2 separate regions of the Homo sapiens genome follow, and region 2 is linked to region 1. Evidence: chromatin loops called from intact Hi-C (ENCODE). Cell type or tissue: Caco-2. All regions are shown on one strand. Links, peaks and the distances in the headings refer to the core of each region. The heading gives the core; the rest is flanking DNA.

Region 1 (10,256 bases), core at 1,611-9,610:
TACAGTCTCAAAACATTTTCCTCATGGGAAAGACAGTTAGTTAACTTCTCAAGCACTAGGAAGAACTGAGATCTCTGCTGCCTCCACTCCAAGGATTGCCACTATGGGCTCCAAGCCAGATCAACACTGTCTGTGTGCAGAGTTGTAGTCAGGCAGGAACAAGATGGGACATGCCAGACCTCATCTGCACTTTGCGAAGGTGACACACACCAGCCCCGCAGGCAACTGTGCCTGCTTTTAGAAACTCCTAAGCAAAGTACTGAGGCAGAACCAGAGGGAGAAGTGAGGGGAAAAGCAGCTTTTTTTTTTTTTTTTTTTTTTTGGTCATCTGAGCTTGAGTTAATCGGCAGCACTCGGCTTTCTAACCTTTGAGGCATTTCTAAATCTGATCCCACACACTCATTCTTTCAGAGCCCGGCAAGGTAAGATGAACTGATTACACCATACTTAGAAACATCCTGTAGAATCAAAGAAAAATGCTTCCTGCCTTTGTACAGAAAATTAAGAGATTTTTCAAAGTGAAGAAAAGCAATTTAATTACCATTAAACAAGGTTTAACTGCTGTGGGCAATCATTCTCTGCTTGAGAAGCATAATTTCACTTGAAAGAAACCAGATTGGCCCCCGGCCCTCTTTTGGCTTATCCTCAGCAAGAAGCGACTGGGAACAACTGACTCTTGGGTGAGCTGTCCAGATAGTTAGAAACATATCACACAGCAGTTTAGGGACCCCAGGGGGGGCAGGGAAACCCCAGAATCAGGCCACTCCTGTACCTTGCTCCTGTCTGCTGCTCGGAAGGGCCCCCCACAGCAGAAACATGTGATGCCTCCTTTCTTCTTTGGCCCTTCTACAGAAGGGCAGACATGGGTCTTCATGTCCAGATGTGGCATGGAACATCAGCCAGACCTTTAATGTTCTGGGAGCAGTCCAGTGCTGAGCCCACGGGTGGCGGGACCCGCCCGCTCCACAACCAGCTCGTCCATTCTCCCAGCAAGCAGGCCTGACGCACCCCTGACAGTCAGCCGCTCAGGATTTGAAGTGTGATTCACAGCTAGAAAATACCGGTTTTTCATTACTATGCAAATGCCACCTGGGTGGGGTTTAGGTAAATCCGGATGTGGACACTAACAATGAGGGCAAGAATGGGTCTCTTTTCCGTAGTTCTCACTGGGCCCAGTGGGTTCCACCCAGTGGCAGTCTTTAAAGAAAATTACAGGCCGGGTGTCATGGCTCATGCCTGTAATCCCAGCACTCTGGGAAGCCGAGGGAGGTGGATGGCTTGAGGTCAGGAGTTCGAGACCAGCCTGGCCAACATGGTGAAACCCTGTGTCTACTAAAAAATACAAAAATTAGCTGGGCATGGTGGCGGGCTCCTGTAATCCCAGCTACTTGGGAGGCTGAGGCAGGAGAATCACTTGAACCCAGGAGGCAGAGGTTGCTGTGAGCCAAGATTACGTCATTGCACTCCAGCCTGGGTGACAGAGTAAGACTCCGTCTCAAAAAAAAAAAAAAATTAGAGTTGAACAGAGTTGGACGGAGACATTTATAGTTCCCCAGTATCCAATGGGCAGTTAATGTTCACATATAGCCCAAGGTTAGAGACAGATCTTTACCTAATTCATATCAAAATATATTTATTGTGTCATTCCCACCACGTGGCAAAGCCCAAATCACCAACTGTCTCAACACCAGTGTTTGGTCAAATTGTTTCATCCAGAAAGGCAGTGCAGTCATGTGAATGTGCTTCATTTGTGGCCATATCTGCCTTAAAAGCATACCAGGTTGGAGCTTCTAGAACAACAGAATAAAGAAAGGCAGGGCTGTAACATCCAAATGCTTAGGAACCACCCAGAGGACATGCCCCCCATTTCCTAATGGTATGGCCTGCAGCCCCCAACCCACCTAACTGTTTTCAACACATGGCCTCTGAAGAATACGTCCTGCTGGATAAGAGTCACTGTGAGTCAGAAACTTGGATTCGAGCTGGCTCTGGCACTCACAGGCTATGAGACCAACTCATATCCCATATCCCAGCATTTCTCTGAGGCTGTTTTCTCATCTGTAAAGTGAGGAAGTTGCATTCCCATCATTTTCACAAATGACCCCAAGTTGAACAATGCCCGGTGTTAAGGGCATCAGTGGGACTCACAACATCTCCCTGTCTTTGTTCAGCCAATCTTTGCTGGGTGCATTCTGAGCAACTGACCTGAGCCAGGAGAGGGGAGAAGCTTACAAGTCAGCATCTTTCAATATAATTAATGGTTTCTTTCTTTTCAATTGAGAGCAGATGAAAAAGCAAAGATTAGGTAAATGGTCATGTCATTGAGGTAACCCGAACTCAGGGATGCATGACACACGTATCCTGTTTCAGACATGATTGCATAGAACTATATCCTTTTTTTTGTGATCAAGAGGAAACATTTTATTTTATTTTTATTATTTTTATATTCTTTTTGAGACAGAGTCTCACTCTGTCACCCAGGCTGGAGTGCAGTGGCCTGATCATGGCTCACTGCAGCCTCAACCTCCTGGGCTCAGGTGATCCTCCCGCTTCAACCTCCCGAGCAGCTGGGACTACAGGTGAGTACCACTATGCCTGGATAATTTTTTCTTTCCTTTTCTTTTTTTTTTTTCTTTGGAGACAGAGTCCCGCTGTGTTGCCCAGGCTGGATTGCAGTGGCACAATCTTGGCTCACTTCAATCTCTACCTCCCAGGTTCAAGAGATTCTTCTGCCTCAGCCTCCTGAGTAGCTGGGATTACAGGCACATGCCTACACACTGGGCTAAGGAGTAAACATTTTAGTAACCAAGTGGACACTGAAGATGTTGAGAACTGGTAAACAAACAATCAAGCAAGTAAGAACAGAAATACCAGCATTTGGCTTTTGAGTTAATGACAAGAACACTCGGCATGGGAGCCTGGGTGAGCAAATCACAGATCTTCAAGCTTCTGTAAGTGGCCTGCATTGGGGGTCACCGTGGTGAGCTACGTAGCACCCTGGAGTTCCACAGTGCTTCTCTGAGACAGCCACAGAGATAGAAGGACAGCTTAGTGAGGAGTCCCCACTACCCCATCGAAAGGGGACTTCCATGAATAATAGTGCTTGCACAAAAGCTAACTCTCTTCTATCACTCTTCTGCTTAAAACCCTCAGCACTATATTAAGATTAAAATCCTGATTGAAGCTTACTAAGCGCCTCTGGCTACCTCTCCCAGGGCACCTGGGTCCTTCAGCAGACAAGCCCCTTCCTTCCTCTGGGTCTCAGCACTTGCTGTGTGCACCTCTTCCCAAAAAACTCTTGCTCACTCTTTGCCCGGCTGTTTGCAAGACTGGCTCCTTTTCAGGTAATCCTATTTCTTTTTTTTTTTTTTAATTATTTGTAGAGGCGGGGTCTCGCTATATTACCCAGGCTGGTCTCAAACTCCCGGGCTCAATCGATCTTTCTGCCTCAGCCTCCCAAAGTGCTGGGAAAGTGCTGGGATTACAAGCATGAGCCACTGCACCTGGCCTTCCTCTACTTCCTTCATGGCAGGTATCTCCATCTAAAATTATCTGTATATCTGTTTCCTCCTCTGCCTTCCCACCATTACATTCTGAGCTCTATGCAGGCAGTGAGTGTCTGTGTTTTGCCTCTCGCTGTCATCCCAGAGACTAGGGCAATACCTGTCCAAACTAGACTCAATCAGTGCCGAGTAAATGAATGAATGAATGAATGGTTATTTTTTTTTTCCAAATCTGATCACATGTAGCTGTCCCATCTTTGTGCTAATCAAAATTATCTTTCTTTTTTGGACACAGTGTCTTGCTGTCGCCCAGCTTGTGGCACAGTGGCGCAATCAGAGCTCATTTCAGGCTCAACCTTCTGGCCTCAAGCAATCCTTTGGCCTCGGCTTCTAGAGTAGCTAGGACCACAGGTGTGTGCCAGCATGCCTGGCTAATTTTTTTTTATTTTTTGTAGGGACAGGCTCTCACAATGTTGCCCAGGTTGGTCTTGAACTCCTGGGCTCAAACAATCCTCCCTCTTGGGCCTCCCAAAGTGCTGGAATTCCAGGTGTGAGCCATCTCACCAGTTCAAAATGATCTGATGCTTACACTTAATCACTCAAATAGCACTTTCATATACTTAATCTTCAAAATTATAATCTGAGGCCTTTTTGTGGGTTGGTGAAGAGCCACTGGCTATGAACCTGTTTGCCTTTAACTAAGTAATCTTGAAGGAGACAATTCCTCCAGCTTCAGATTCCTCCTCCATAAAACTAGGATGATTCCTCGAGCAGCTCCCACCATGAACAACCTATGAATGTTTAAGACATTGACTAGATAGAAACTGATCCTTTCTCACAAAATGTTTTGTGAGATGTCTCCCTTATTCCTGCTACGATGTCCTGAACATCTACTATATGCCAGGTGCTGGGTTAAGTACTTCTCACACACTGCCTCTGATCTGCAAACCAACTTGCTGGGCAGGAATTCTTAGCTCCCCGCCCCTTTTTTTTTTTTTTTTTTTTTTTTAACAGATGCAGAAGCTTACTTGGACCAAGTGACTTGTCCCAGACCACACAAACAGTAAGTAGTAGAACCAGTTCTCAAATCTAAGTCTGTCCAACAACAAAGGTGAAATTCCTTCCACCTCCCCACAGTGCCCCTAGGAAAGGGACTACAAAAACATCAGATTAGGGTCCCTATTTACAACAGGAGTTAGGCATGTAAGGGAGGCAGGTGTGGGATGGAGAGGGGGAGCCCCATCTTAATACAGCAGCTGTTACTTAGCTTTAGTGGAGGTTGTAACAAAGGAATCGGAACTCAATGTTTCCTGATCATCTGATTTTTTAAAATCAGGATGTAAGAAATTTTTTACATGAAAACTCCATTGTGCAGGCCTTTCTGGAGAAACTGACCCCAGGCCAGGGCCTCTGATCTGTTTTTTTCTTTCTTTTTTTTTCTTGTTTTTTTTTTTTTTTTTTTTTTGAGACAGTGTCTCTTTCTGTTTCTTAGGCTAGAATGCAGTAGTTACAATCACAGCTCACTGCAGCCTTGATCTCCCAAGCTCAAGGGATCCTCCCATCTTAACTTCCTGCATAGCTGGAACTACAGGCATGTGCCACCACATCAGGCTCAATTTTAATTTTAATTTAATTTTTTTGAGACATAGTCTCACTCTGTCGCCCAGGCTGGAGTGCAGTGGTGTGATCTCGGCTCACTGCAACCTCCGCCTCCTGGGTTCAAGTGATTCTCATGCCTCAGCCTCCTGAGTAGCTAGGATTACAGGGGTGCACCACCACACCCAGCTATTTTTTGTATTTTTAGTAGACACAGGTTTCATCATGTTGCCCAGGCTGGTCTCAAACCCCTGACCTCAGGTGATCCACCCACCTCAGCCTCCCAAAGTGCTGTGATTACAGGTGTGAGCCATAGCACCTGGCCTAATTTTTTTCATTTTTCTGTGAAGACAGGGTCTTCCTGTGTTGCTCAGGCTGATCTCAGATTGCTGGTCTCAAGCAATCTGCTCTCTCGACCTCCTTAAGTGCTGGGATTACAGGTGTGAGCCACTGCACCCGGCCCAATCTATTCTTATTCTGGCTTGCATCAATCATTGACCAATGAAAGTTGACAAATGTGGCCAGGCACAGTGGCTCACGCCTGTAATCCCAGCACTTTGTGAGGCCGAGGGGCGGGGGGTGGGCAGATCACTTGAGGTCAGGAGTTTGAGACCAGCTTGGCCATCATGGCGAAACTCCGTCTCTATTAACAATACAAAAAAAAAAAAAATTAGCAAGGCGTGGTGGCAGGCACATGTAGTCCCAGTTACTCCAGAGGCTGAAGCAGGAGAATCGCTTGAACCTGGGAGGTGGAGGTTGCAGTGAGCCGAGATTGCGCCACTGCACTCCAGCCTGGGTGACAGAGAGAGACCCCATTTCAAAAAAAAAAAGTGCCAAATGTGTCCCTTCAATTCCAGTCAGCACTTTTGGAAACACGCGTAAAATTGTTGCCAATGTGCATTCTGTGTGTTTGGGAGTCATTGTGCAAAATGCGTGGGCAGCAAGCACTCTTTTGTGAACCAAGTTCTATGAACCACCAAGTATTCTTTCTCTAGGCTGAATTCCAAGGCTCTGTTCAGAGAGTACAGGTTTCTGAAGGAAGGGATTTGATCTATGTATGCGGCTTTCTTCTTAAAATGCCAGGAAGAAGGTTGCTTAACAAATGCTTTTGACATTCCTGACAAGTAATCTCCAGGCTTGACTTCAGGGGTGAGTTACACCTCTCCCTCCCCACGCCTTTTTGAGAGTATTGCCAACAAGCAGCAGCAAAACTGATGTTCTTCAACTCCACCCTTTGGTGCATCACTGAAATGGCAAAAAGGTAGGAGGTGCAGAGGAGAACTTCAGGCCACGGAGGCAAGAAGTCAGTCATTGATTCCTGGCATGATTGTGATAGTCGTGTTTGGAAATCCAACCCATAAAATGAGCCACCGGTTTCACAGCGCACACCTTAGAGATCTCAGAAACATGCCCTAGGCTTGCTTGAGTCACAATAGCTGGGTTCAAATCTCCACTCCTGTTGTCTAAAGAACGAACTGTCTAGGCTAGTCTCAGCCTTGGTTTACAGGTATCTCTCCGCAGGGTTTTTTTGGGAGAACTATATTTGAAATAATGTGTGTGAAAGTTTCTGAGATATAGTAAGTAATAATACTTGTGGGGATTCTAAGGCTTACTTGCAGTGATTTAAGTGTATATGGGGAATATTTTTATTGTATTGCATTGGCATGAATAAAGACATTTGAGATTTGGATGTTTACGTCTTAAAAAGCCAGTGGTATTTAATATTTGCAGGAAGAAAATGTTGTATTTACCCTATAATATAGGAAACTTGGCCCATTTTTCTAATGATATAGAAAAAGCTCAATTAGGCTTAAATATGACCTAGCACCACCCCAAGCCTACAGCACTTGTATTCTCTTTAATAAAAATTGCGTAAATTATAGCTTTCTCTTGATTTGCACAGTACGGGCTCAATTCTACCCCCTTTCCCCTAAGTAGAGTTGTTTCTTACTATTTTTCAGGTTAACCAACTAATGTCAGACATATGTTTCTTCACCAAACACTGCATTAGGGGACGTTTATTTTACATTTGTTCCCTTTTGCAAATATTTGCAGTTAGTTGCAGAACTGAGCTATTTTATGAAGTACAGAAAATATGTCCAGGGAAAACATAAGGTTTCAAAAGTAGCTTTTGAGAAGGAGAAAGGAAGAAAAGTCTAATTACAGTGAAGATAGGTACTGATTTGTGCTAAGAGAATGTATAAATCACGTCCACTACACTCGTGGTTTTAATGCATTCTGTGCATCTGAATTAAACAGGAGCTAGTGTTTGAAATTATGTCTAAAGCTTTCTTCAGTGATTTGAGAATATAAAAAGTAGTGTTTCTTTTCTTTCAAAAGACATCCCTCTCGCAGTGTGCCTTCTATTCTTGACTTGTCTTGCTATAAAAGAAAAAGCTCTCACAGTCTTTTCAAATCTAAATAGTCTGTACATTAAAACAGTTTCTTTTTTCATTTAGGAAACTGAATCATAGCTATACAGTTACAAACATAATATGAAAACCTAAACACCTTTTATCTAAAATGAACCCTCAGCAAATTAGCAAGAGGTAAGGTTTAGGTATGAGGGACATTTTTTTTTTTTTTTTTTTTTTTTTTTGAGATGGAGTCTTGCTTTGTTGCCCAGGCTGGAGGGCAGTGGAGTGATCTCGGCTCACTGCAACCTCCGCCTCCCAAGTTCAAGCGATTCTCCTGTCTCAGCCCCCCTAGTAGCTGGGATTACAGGCACCCGCCACCATGCCCGGCTAATTTTTATATTTTTAGTAGAGACGGGATTTCACCATGTTGGCCAGGCTGGTCTTGAACTCCTGACCTCAGGTGATCCACCTGCCTTGGCCTCCCAAAGTGCTGGGATTACAGGCATGAGCCACTGCGCCCGGCCTAAAGGACATTTCGGTATACATTTAAAGTGAATGTTTTATACAATGAGTCAAAAGATGCCCTGACCTACAATAAATTTAATTCTTTTGTTGATAATTCCAGGCAACTTAAACATATTCAAAGCAAACATGGGATGGTTAGGACCCAAAACAGCATTTGTTTAGAAAGATGAGGTCCTATCTGGGATTCCTTTTGCCAAGGGAAGATGCCACTGGAAATGAGACTACTAATGCCCCAAGAAGTGACTGATCCTATAATGGAAAAGGGAAAAAAGAAAAAGAGAACTGCTTCCTTCTTCAAGGGACAACCACATCAAAGCACAAATGCACTCCTGCGTAGGTGTGTGAGATGAAGGTACCATCTCAGCCACTGTAGAAACTGCTGGCCTCCCTTGAAAGAACACAGGCCACATTCCAGGGCAACCATTTCTGTTTAAACTAGTTTTTAAATGTTAAAATGTTATATGCATATGATGACAATATAAATGGTAGCAAAATATAGGTGTTAAGAATAAAAGCTTCTGTCCTCATTAGTCTTCTAGTCCCTCTCTCTGATTTATTGGACATCATTCCAGAAATTTTTTTCCTTTAAGACGGAGCCTCACTCTGTTGTCCAGGCTGGAGGGCAGTGGCGCAATCTCAGCTCACTGCAAGCTCCACCTCCCGGGTTCATGCCATTCTCCTGCCTCAGCCTCCTGAGTAGCTGGGACTACAGGCGCCCGCCACAACACCCTGCTAATTTTGTTTTTGTATTTTTAGTAGAGACGGGGTTTCACCGTGTTAGCCAGGATGGTTTCGATCTCCTAACCTCATGATCTGCCTCCCCTTGGCCTCCCAAAGTGCTGGGATTACAAGCGTGAGCCACCACGCCCAGCCTGGAAATTAATGTGTAGACAAGTACACAGAAAATGCACATGGCTTTTTATACAAATAGGATCCACCCTTTTTAAAACAAATGGTGGGCTGAGTGCAGTAGCTCATGCCTATAATCCCAACACTTGGGGAGGCAGAGGCGAGAGGATTGCTTGAGACCAGGAGGAGTTCGAGACCAGCCTGGGCAAAACACAGTGAGACCCCGCCTCTAAAAAGAAATTTAAAAAACTAAAATGAAAATAAAATAATACCTGGGTGATGAAACAATCTGTACAACAAAGCCCCATGACACAAGTTTACCTATGTAACAAATCTGCACACATACCCCTGAACTTAAATTAAAAGTTAAAAAAGAGTTTCATAATGAAAGGGGCATTTGAAAAAAAAAAAAAAGAAAAGAAAATAAGGGTCAGATAGACTATGAGACTAAGCCAAAGGGCCATACTGTTGGTTAAGTAAGCATGAACATGCATTTAATGAATAATATATGGTTGTTTTTTTTTTTGAGACAGAGCCTTGCTCTGTCACCTAGGCTGGAGTGCAGTGGTGTGATCTCCGTTCACTGCAGCCTCCGCCATCGGGTTCCAGTGATTCTCCTGCCTCAGCCTCCTAAGTAGCTGGAATTGCAGATGCGCACCACCGTGTGCAGCTAATTTTTATATTTTTAGTAGAGATCGGGTTTCGCCATGTTGGCCAGGCTGGTCTCAAACTCCTGGCCTCAACTGATCCTCCTGCCTTGGCTTCCAAGATGGGATTACAGACATGACCCAGCAAACCCAGCATAAGTTTTAAATAGTTACATGTTCACGGTTAACAGTTTAGAAAAGCAAGAACCAAACTAAAGTATCACTAGTAATTGTTAGAAAATAAAATAATAAATGGGATCATATTAACTCTACTGCTCGGTAGATTGTTTACTAAATATAACTTGGTTATGTGTTCCTACCCACATGTCAAGTGTATTTCACACATTGGCATCACTGTAGTGAACTGTATTCTCTGAACGTACCATAATATCCCCTGCAACATTCATATCGACAGAATAAACTGAGTGTTTTTGAGAAAAAGTTTGGGCAATACCTTCCAAAACTAGCAATCCAACTTGACATTCTAGAAATTTGTCCTTCAGATTCGTTCCCACATGCACAGATACAAGGATGGTCACTGCAGTCCTGTTCACAACAGGGAGAGAAAAAAGAAGCAATCTAACCAGCAATTAAAAGGGGTCAAGTTTATCTATGATGGGGCCACTTTATAATTGCTTTGAAGAGAGAATAGTTTTAAATGAGAGTCTGTCTTCTTCTGACCGTCATAAACACACACACAGCCCACAAGGGAGAAATTGAAAATTGGCCTTTGTGAGGCTCTTTACCGGAGCTGCTTTCTTCAGTAGTCTTAAAACTTA
Region 2 (10,256 bases), core at 1,437-9,436, 250 kb before region 1:
TCCTCAATCTATTCAATGAGAAGACAATGAGGATGAAGACCTTTATAATGATCCACTTCCACTTAATGAATATTATGATTTTCCCTTTCTTATGATTTTCTTAATAACATTTTCTTTTCTTCAACTTACTTTATTGTCAGAATACAGTATATATTTGACACAGCAGGCATGTGAAAAAAACAAATATAGTATATAATATGTACAACATACAAAATATGTGTTAATCAACTGTTTATATTATTGGTAAGGCTTCCACTCAACAGTAGGCTATTAGTAGTTAAGTTTGGGGGAGCCAAAAGTTATGGATTTCTTACTGCATGAGGGGTCAGCACCCCAACCCCCATGTTGTTCAAGGGGCAACTGTATTTGCTCTATGAATGAATCGCAATATAACGTTTCTGAGAAGGATAAGAAATATTGGAAAATACAACGGGGCATAATGTTTAAACACAACTAGACTTACTCCACTAGAAGAGGAGGAGAGGGAGAGGCTCTGTTTCAATCCTAGGCTTTATTATCCTCCTGTCTAGAAAGCGGGGCCTTACAGGATCCTGCTGAGGGTACTAAAGAGGGAAGCTGTCATAGCTCACCGGCTGGCACGTGGGCAATGAGGAGTGAATCATGAATGAACAAGGTCTACATAGGTTCTCTGTCTGCTTTCCCAGTCCCCCTGCCCTCCCTGTCTGGTGTTCTTGCCACTGTCTCCAGGCTGCAGGACAGTTCCTGCTTATCTGAGCACAGTGTAAAAAAGTGCTAAAGATATGATGTGGATCACCATCTTTCTCTAAATGCTTCAAGTAAATTACTTTTTGGAAGCTCAAATTGTTAAGTTGGTTTTTGCTTAAGAGGTGATACCTACATTTCAATAGTTAAAATCAACTGTCTTGAGGCACAAAGTTTACAGACAATAAAACATATCCATCTTAAGTGCACCGTTCGATGAATTTTGACAAATGTATACACTGATGTAACCACTGCTGAAAGACAGCTATATATTTTATCATCCTAAAAAATTCCTTTGAGACCTTTTACAATCAATCCCCAAGCCCCAGCCCAAAGAAACCACCACTCTGCTTTCTGTCATTATAGATGAGTTCTTTGTGTTCTAGAACGTTATAAAAATGGAATTATATAACATGTGCTCCTTTGTGTCCAGCTTATTTTGTTCAGAATATGTTTTTCTGAGATCCAGCCCTGTTGCTGAGTTTTTCAGTGATTCATTCTTTTATTGCTAAGTGGCATTTCATTGTACAAATGGATATAACAAAATTTTAATATTTGTGTACATTGACTTGATTCTTGTGATCTTGCTCAAGTCACTTATTTCTAGTAGCATGTTTTGTAGATTCCATTTAATGTTACACATATATAATCATGTCATTTGTGAGTAAAGCCAATTAGACATTTTACATTTCGATTTGTGTGACTCTATTTCTTTCTCTAGCCATACTGAACTTGCTACAATCTTCAGTACAGTGTTAAACAGATGTCAGAGTAGGTTTCTTGGCCTTGCTCCTGATTTTATGGGGAATGTGTTTAGTGTTTCACCATTAACTATGTTTTCTGTAGGTCATTCACAAACATTGTTTATCAAGGTAAGGAAGCTTCCTTCTACTTCTAGAGCGCTGTTTTTATCATTGATGCTAAATTTTGTTACATGCTTTTTCTGCATTTATTGAAATACGATTTTTCTGTTAATAAGGTCAAATACGTTGATTTTTTTCGTATTAAAACAATCTTGCATTCCTGGAATAAAACCCCAGGATAATGTATTATTCTTTTTATATATTGCTGGATTCAGTTACTAACGTTTTGTTAAGGATTTGTTACATATATTTTCGTGAGGGATATTGGTTTGTGGTTTTCTTCCCTTATAATATTTTTGTCTGGTTTTGCTCTTAGGGTAATGCAGGCTTCATAAAATGAGTTAGGAAGTATTCTCTGTTTTCTGAAAGACTTTTCTTCCTTTCAATACTTTAAAGACGTCATTCCACTGTGTCCTGACTTGCCTTTTGTTTCTGATGAGAAGTTGGCATTAATTCTTAATTGTGATTCCTGTATGTAATGGGTTTTCTCTCCACCCCCAGCTGCTTTGAAGATTTTTCCATTTATCTCTGGTTTTTAGCAATTTGACTACCATGTGCTTTGGTGCAATTTCCATTGTGCTTACCATTCTAGGGGTTCACTGAGCTTTTTTGGTCTGTGGATTTACAGCTTTCATCAAATTTGGAAAAAATTCAGTCATTACCTTTTTGAATATTTTTCTCTTTCCACTTCATCTTTTATTAATATTGTCTCACTGGTCACTACATTTTAATTCATTTTCTTTAGTCTCTTGTCTCTCTATACTTCAGTTTGAACAGTTTCCATTGCTGTTTTTAGGGTGACTGACATTTTGGGCAGTGATTAATCTTCTGTTAAGCACATTTGGATATTGTTTTTCAGCTCTTGAAAGCTCCACTTGGATATTTTTTATATCTTCCATTTCTTTCCTCATTATGTTCATGTCTTCCTTTAAATCCTTGAGAATAATTATAATAGCTGTTTTGAAGTCCTTGCTGCTGATTTCATTATCCCTGCCATGTCTGGTTGGTTTCTCTTGACAAATTTTTCTTAATGTTATAGGTCACATTTGTCAGCATCATCACATGTCTAGTAATTTTTGAGTGGATATTGGGCATGGAGCTCTGAATTTTGTTGTTTTCCTTTACAGATTTTGGACTTTCTCTGGCAGACAGTCCAGTTACTTGTGGATCAGCTTTGTCCTTTAAAGGCTTATTTTTAAGCAGTTAGGTTAAATCAAGGGTAGTCTTTCCTCTGGGGCTAGTTTAGTCCTAAGACTGAGGCACAGTCCTTCTCCGATCTCTACAAAATGCCCAGGTGCTCAACAAGGCCTCTTCGCTTTTTGCTTTTCAAAACGTGAACATCTCCCAGGCCTGTGTGAACTTCGGGAACTTTTTGGCTTACAGCCCCCGACTTAGTTTCTGCCTGGCTTAGCGGTTGCTTTCACACTGTACATGCTTGGCTTAATATTTAATAACAGACCCATTTATTGATGTACTTCTTTCTCTGCAGAGCTTTCTTGTGTTTGGTTCTCCAGTCCACCAGTTCTAGCTGTTTCAGCTCTCTCTAAACTTTGGTCTTATCTCCTCAACTCACTGTCAGTGCCATGCTTGGGTTTTTCCTTCCTGCACCAAGATCTGAAAAGTGCCTCCAGACAGAAAGCTGGGTCAACTGTAGGTTTTTTCCCCCCATTCTCCTAAGGATTACGGTCCTGTGTTGTTTAATTTCTGAAAACATTTGTTTCATACATTTGCTTATTTTTCAGTTTTCTAGTTGCCCACAGTGGGAGGGCAAGTAGAGTTGCAGTTATTCCTCATAGCTAGAAAGATAATTTATTGAAAATGCTTTGCCATTTTTATAAGCACTCTTGTAAAATAAGAGACAGAAATAATGCTCTTGTCCATTAAAATTTTAATTGGACCAAATAAGTTATCCAAATCACTTCATGGAGAAACTAGCAAATGCCTAAACCTAATTCCCCCAACCTGAAAATGGACCTATATCTCACATACTCAATTTTGATTTCTTAGGTAAAATCTAAGACTATCAGTCTTGCCAACAATGGATAATGTAATTGGACTGATTTTGCTGTCTAGCAGTGACATGGAACAGTGGTTATACCACAAATCAGAAAGATTCAGGAGGAAAGCCAGACCTCAGAACGACTCCTGATCCCACCTGGATCTGTTCCTGCAGGCTTCAGGGAACAAGACAAGGGATGCCTGGTCACAGCTATATAACCCATGTTATTGGGGTGCTGTCTCCCCATCTTAGAAAGCTTCTTGTTGTCTGAAGATCTGACTAGACCTTGGCACATTGTAAGCAGCCTAATCGTCAAGCCCTGTACTAGTTCCGTTTATTATTTCTGCTTGGCAGGGGACACGGGTCTGTTGCACATGGGAAACTCCAATATGCTGTTCTCAGGGATCCGCATTCCCGTGACCATTGTTATGCATGTCAGAAGATAAATGAGACCCTGGCACATTTCCACGAGGCGCCATCTCATAAAAAGACACATTAAGGAAATTGTATTGAATTGTATCATTTCAAATACATAGGGCTCTATGCACTACTGTGTTTATTTTTTATGTTGATATTTTACCTCCTCCTTCTCTTGGGAAGGGACAGTAAATTCTCAGGAGTCCTACAAATGTAATGAACAACCCAATTTTTTATTTATCAGGAAGCAGAATAAAGAGATTGGGGATGAAAGAAGTAGGAGGTCGCCATCCTCTCTTTATGCCAAGCCTATCTGGCCTCCACAGAACCTGTACCATCTCTTCCAGAAGCTTCTCTCTCTCTCCTCAGCCACCCACAAGGAGGGGAAGAAGTGCAGTCACTTCTGTAGATATGGGATGACTTTGGTAAAATCCAAGTACTGTGGCATTTTGGGAAAAAGATGTTCATTATTTAGAAAAAGTGGGCTTTTTTTCAAAATGATATCAGGAAAGGTAACAGGCAAACATAATCATCATTGGAGGAGAACATCTGTTAGGCACAAAACCTTGACAAAACCCTTTCCCATTGTTGCTAGCTAATTACAGACCCAACCGTTATTTGGGAATGGGAATATCACACTATAAAGGTTCCATATAGCTCTCATACCAAATGTAGCTAGCAGAGAACATACTAGATTAGCCACTGGGAATGAGGTGCATTGTTTGAAGTCAAGGCTTTAAGTCATTGGTAATAGCTGGCTATCTCAACATTTCCAGGAGGTGTCTTCATGGACTAAGCATTCATATTACCTGTAGCCAAGAGGTAAAAACAGTAGTTTTTACCCTGGAATGTTCTAGAGTCACCAGTGCCTAGCCTCCAGTCCGTGCCAGTGAAGTCAGACTCTGGCCATCGTGCCTGAGCACTGGTATTTTTGCTAAGGGTTTCAAATAATTCTAATGAGTAGCCAGGATTGAGAACCACTCTTAGACCGATAACTCCTGTGAAATTGGAGAGCAGAAGATAACATGAACAAGCTTTTAGTGGTTTCCTTGATCTTCTGCTTAGGTTCCCCTTGTCCCATTGAAATCTACCCACCCCATTGTGTCTGCAACAAATTTCTATTCCTGAGAATAATCCATCAGTTTTGAAAATGAAATGCTCAAATAGGATATGCTCTACAGTCTAGGATTTTCCAATGATTTAATTATCTAATTACTGGAGCTGGCTGCCAAGCACAAATGGTTTTATTCAGTTTCACTATTTTATAACACAGTTCAAAGAATATTTGAATTTCTAATTCAATTTTTGTTCTTTTGAGACTAGTCTAGTGTTTCGTATATCTCTAATGATAGCTCCATTATTGGACTTAGAGCCACTGTGCGGCTGCAGTTCATTTTTGGTATATAATACCGCACATGTTGAAGGAGAATTGGTGCCGAGATAGCTTAATTATTCTAAGCTGTTTTTGTCTTAAGTAGACTCCCTCGATTGAAAAGACAGAAGTTTGATGGGGAGGAAAGCTGAATGGGACCCAGGGAATACAAATGCAGAGGTAGAAACAGTAACAGCCAGGTTAGGAAACACCATGCTTATTTTTCCCTGCGAGTCTGCGCTTTAGAACTGCCCAACTTCCCAGGCTCAAAAGCACATTTGCTCACTGTTCTTTATTCCCAGAAAGCCAGAAAAGTTGAGTAGTTCTGGAGCAATAAAGAAACTTGTGTGGTTAACACAGCATTCCTAGACCTTGACCAAAGACCTTCTTTGTTTAAGAAAACTGCTCTTTTTCACAAAGCTGCACAGTTCAAGGGTTGCAAGGCGAGACAAGTGTGAGAGATCCCTCCCAGCCGGCCAGAGGACCAAACTACGCCAGCCACTGATGGGGTGACGCTGTAGCTACAGACATCAAGAGAGCCTTGGTATCAAATTCACCTCTAACGCCTGTGAAATTCCCAGGGGAAGTGCGGCATTTATGCTAAAGCAATTCCATCCCTGTCCCCAAACCAACAAATGCTCACTTTTGAGAGCAGTTAGGTACTTCCATACAAATGATATGTATGTTTTTCTTAAAGGGCGCAATGAGGAGGTAACAATTTCGAAATGGCCAGCAGATGGTGCCAAAAGGCAGGAGCAGTGAAGGGAAGGGCTTGACCTCCAGGAGCCCCAGGTAAGAACGAACTTGGGAGCCGATAGGCCCCCTCTGAACTGCAATTGTGTCCTTTGGCCTGCAGAGTACTCAGTAATTAGTTTTCAATTACTTTCCAACATTTTTAAATGGCGGTAATTCATATAAAACCTGTGTCTCCAGATTTGCTTGAAATATTGAAACATCTAGAAACACTGGATACTTATTCTATCAGGTTAAGAGCCAGTTGGAACTGAGTGGCTACTATCCTTTAAAGGGGCCAATTTACTGTGGTCTCTCCTCCATTTCACTTGCTGTTACTGCCCGGACACTGAAGACATGTGACTTTGTCACCCCCTGACACAACCCAGCCCAACCCGTACACTTCATTTCATTGCAATGTGTCTTTAAAATTGCAAAGCGAGAGGAAGCTAATGCAAAGGATGGGGCCATCACAGACGATGAGATTCACTAGGAGATTTAAATGAATTTGCATCAGATGTTCAAGGTATCTGGGATGTTGCCTAAGAGACAGAGTAGCCTTTGGAGATCAGAGCCCTCACTCTTCTAGCAACCGTCATGATCCATGCTGGGGCCTTGGGGCAGGTCTCTCAAACCAGCTGCCTTTCTGTGTGTTTTCTGGTAGGCAGAGGGCAAGGGGAAATTGTTTTCTTAGCTTTCATTAGGTGGTTAAACAACTTAGGGCTTGTGCTGTCGCTGTGCTGAAGAAGCAGAACCGATTGGAAGCCTTTTTCCTATTAGAGGAAAGGGCTCAGGAGGTTGCATCCCCATGGCTGCTCCAGGATCCTGGATACATTTATCTTGTTTTTTTTGAGACATAGTCTTGGTCTATTGCCCAGGCTGGAGTGCAATGGTGCTATCCTGGCTCATGCAACCTCTGCCTTCCACATTCAAGTGATTCTCAAGTCTCAGCCTCCCTAGTAGCTGGGACTAGAGGCACACCCCACCATGCCTGGCTAATTTTTTTTCAGTATAAATGGGGTTTCACCACATTGGCCAGGCTGGTCTTGAAGTCCTGACCTCGTCATCCACCTGCCTCGTCCTCCCAAAGTGCTGGGATTACAGGCATGAGCCATGACACCTGGCCCTATCTTCTAGCACTATTTGGATTATGAGCTTCTGGAAGTCAGGGAGGATATCTGTATAGAGCCTAGGCCAGCACTGTATCCTCAACGACCAACCTACCAGCCAGGGCAGGGAGGTGGGAGAAGGTGCACAGAGCAAATATGTGGTCTCATGCAGAGATGCACATCTCTACCTCCTTATTACCCAGGAGACAGCTTATTCTGCTTTGGCAGATTTACGGGATTTGTTGACCAAGATTCGTGACCTGAAGGGTCACTTATCCTGATTCCCGTAGAGTTTATATATTCCTTAACAATGGAAAAGAGCAAGGAACGGATGGATCACAGTATCTGAATGAAATGCAGATGTTTTTCGTAACAAATCACCATGATGGCTTTTTTTCCTTATGAATTCATCTTCTATTCTAAACTCATAGTTCTAAATACATCACAGATCCTTGCAAAAAAAATGAAAAAAAAAAAAAAAAAAAAAGCTTGGCTGACTATCCACCTTTGTCCCCGTTCAGTGTGGAGGAGGATGGAGCCTCCAAGCTGTCAGAAGTCAGCCTTCACTGGCTGTCGGCATGCTCCCCGTGGCCCCTCTCCTTTCGGCTCTTCTCCAAAAACAAATGCCCTAGAGTCTCTTCCTGCGTAAAAGTACGCACAGCTTAAAGAAGTGGTTGTAGGCCAGACGCGGTGGCTCAAGACTGTAATCCCAGCACTTTGGGAGGCCGAGGCAGGTGGATCACGAGGTCAGGAGATCGAGACCATCCTGGCTAACACGGTGAAACCCCGTCTCTACTAAAACATAGAAAAAATTAGCCGGGCGTGGTGGCGGGCGCCTGTAGTTCCAGCTACTCGGGAGGCTGAGGCAGGAGAATGGCGTGAACCCGGGAGACGGAGCTTGCAGTGAGCCGAGATCGCGCCACTGCACTCCAGCCTGGGGGACAAAGCGAGACTACGTCTCAAAAAAAAAAAAAAAAAAAAAAAAAAAAAAAAAAAAAGAAGTGGTTATAGATTGACTATAGTTGCAGTGGAAGGCTCTAGACTTGGATTGTGTGTGTGAGAGAGGAAGCCATGCTGTTTCTATGGTTCTACATTCTCTAGGTCTTCACGGAGCCCCTAGGAAAAGGAAGGTAGGAAGAGCTCAGGGCAACCGAGACAGAGGCCGCCGTGCATGAGGAATACCTGGAGCTGCCGCATCTGCTGGAGCTGGAGCCTGAGTTCCGCCACGCTCCGCCTCATCTCAAGCAGGCTCATGTGGATGGCTGAGGTGCCCACAGGTGGAGGCTGGCTGGGAGGCACCGTGGACTCCAGAGCACTGAGCATCTTCCCACCAGACACATGGGGCGTTCCTATGAGAAAAGTGCATCAGAGAACTCAGAAGGCCACAAAGGAAAGTCTAAGCTATGCATCCCATCCCAATGCAGATGACTGGTAATTCTAAAAAGGCCTAATTCTCTCATTACAAAAAATATGCATATATATGAATCACACAGTGTTATGGTATGCAGTGTGCAATGATCACATTCTAGAAGTTTAGTAAGAAAGTGCCATAGGAAGACAGGCCACAGAGCTGCCTATGCTCCTATCTATCTATCCACTGATTGTTCTATCAATTGATCAATTTTGTTTATTTTTTTTTTATTTTAATTTTTTTTTCTTTTCTTAACCCCTGGAAGTAGAGCTTTTTTAAACACACAGGTTTGCATAGAGAAAAGCTTAGAAGTGTATAAAACAAAGTGTTAACGGTATCTCCAGCTGTGCTTTTCCAATATAAGGTTTTTTGTTTGTTTGTTTACTATTTTTTATTTTTGAGAACAGGGTCTCACCGTATTGCCCAGGCAGGTCTCGAACACCTGGGCTCAAGCTATCCTCCTGCCTCTGCCTCCCTAAGAGCTAGGATTACAGGCGTGAACCACCGCACTTGGCCAATTTTTTGTATTTCTAAAATCTGCATACTGAATATCTGCAATTTTATAATAGAGAAAACTAATTTTAAAATTCTGAGACCTAATATAGAGTGCTTATGTGCCTATTTTCTGCACAGCAAATGTAACCTAAGGACATGCAACTTATTTCTGGGCAGAGATTCAGCCAATCGCCAAGGGGAGATTAGTAAGAACTGGGTACTGTCCTGAATCCCTTCAGATTTCCAAAATGAAAAGAAAGAGGGCATCTGCACACAACTCCTTTAGTAAGAAAATAAGGCAAGATGCAAAAATTCTTCAGGAGGGGACTCTAAAAAGGACAATGCAATTCTATTGATACAGGTACCTGGAGTAGAGGCTGGATCCATGTTACTAATAAAGACACACACACACACACACACACACGCACACACTCTTCTGGAGTAGAGGCTGGATCCATATTACTAATAAAGACACGCACACACACACACGCATGCACACACTGTTCTGGAGTAAAGGCTGGATCCATGTTACTAATAAAGACACACACACACACGCACACACACTCTTCTGGAGTAGAGGCTGGATCCATGTTACTAATAAAGACACACACACACACACACACACACACACACACACTTCTGTTCAGTTCTCTTTCCTGTAAAGCTTTGTCACAGGCCAGGCTGGCCTTGCAGGACAGAGCACTGCTGGCCACTTGCAGACCCTGGAGTGGCTATAGTGTGGTGGTACCCTGTCTTTCCATCCTGGCTCAGTCATTTCGGGAACCTTTCCCGCTCCAGCACACACAACTCAGCCAGGCCCCAGTGGAGCTCAAAGTGGCTCATGAGCCAGGGAGCTCCCTGAAACTATCCTCTTTCTTGCTTGGCCTTGGCGATGCTGATGCTGCTGGCGCCCCATGGTCTTCATCCATGAGTGACCATCCAAATAGGGCCAGTCTCCCAGCCCCTCTAATGGCCCTCTTGGGGAGGCAGCAGGGGAGCAGGCCAGAAGGCATTTTAAAGAACTGACAATGGAGCTCCAGGAGACCCGATAGCGAGCTTTTTGTTATGTTTCTTTCTTTCTTTTTTTTGAGACAGAGTCTCGCTCTGTCTTGTCCAGGCTGGAGTGCAGTGGCAT

Evidence for each region. Peaks named below come from ENCODE experiments on the same cell type or tissue, not always from the same donor. Only the 100,000 strongest peaks of a DNase experiment are listed, where the experiment ranks them.
Region 2: it touches region 1 in a loop (6-fold over the local background); 2 of 110 quality-filtered maps call a loop at or near these places.

What each region holds. Positions count from the first base shown.
Region 1 is chr10:24,246,113-24,256,368 of GRCh38, reverse strand. All of the region lies in intron 2 of KIAA1217, which reads right to left. Among named protein-coding and RNA genes, the nearest start is that of MIR603, 24 kb to the left of the region's middle. In Caco-2, for the core only: no CTCF peak of the experiment used is centred there; DNase peaks (open chromatin) are centred at 4,638 and 6,314.
Region 2 is chr10:24,499,687-24,509,942 of GRCh38, reverse strand. It overlaps KIAA1217, which reads right to left. Exons shown (of 21, transcript NM_019590.5): 9 at 8,398-8,564. Among named protein-coding and RNA genes, the nearest start is that of ARHGAP21, 220 kb to the left of the region's middle. RefSeq lists an enhancer at 7,991-8,491. In Caco-2, for the core only: a CTCF peak has its summit at 6,120 (motif pointing right); a DNase peak (open chromatin) is centred at 6,142.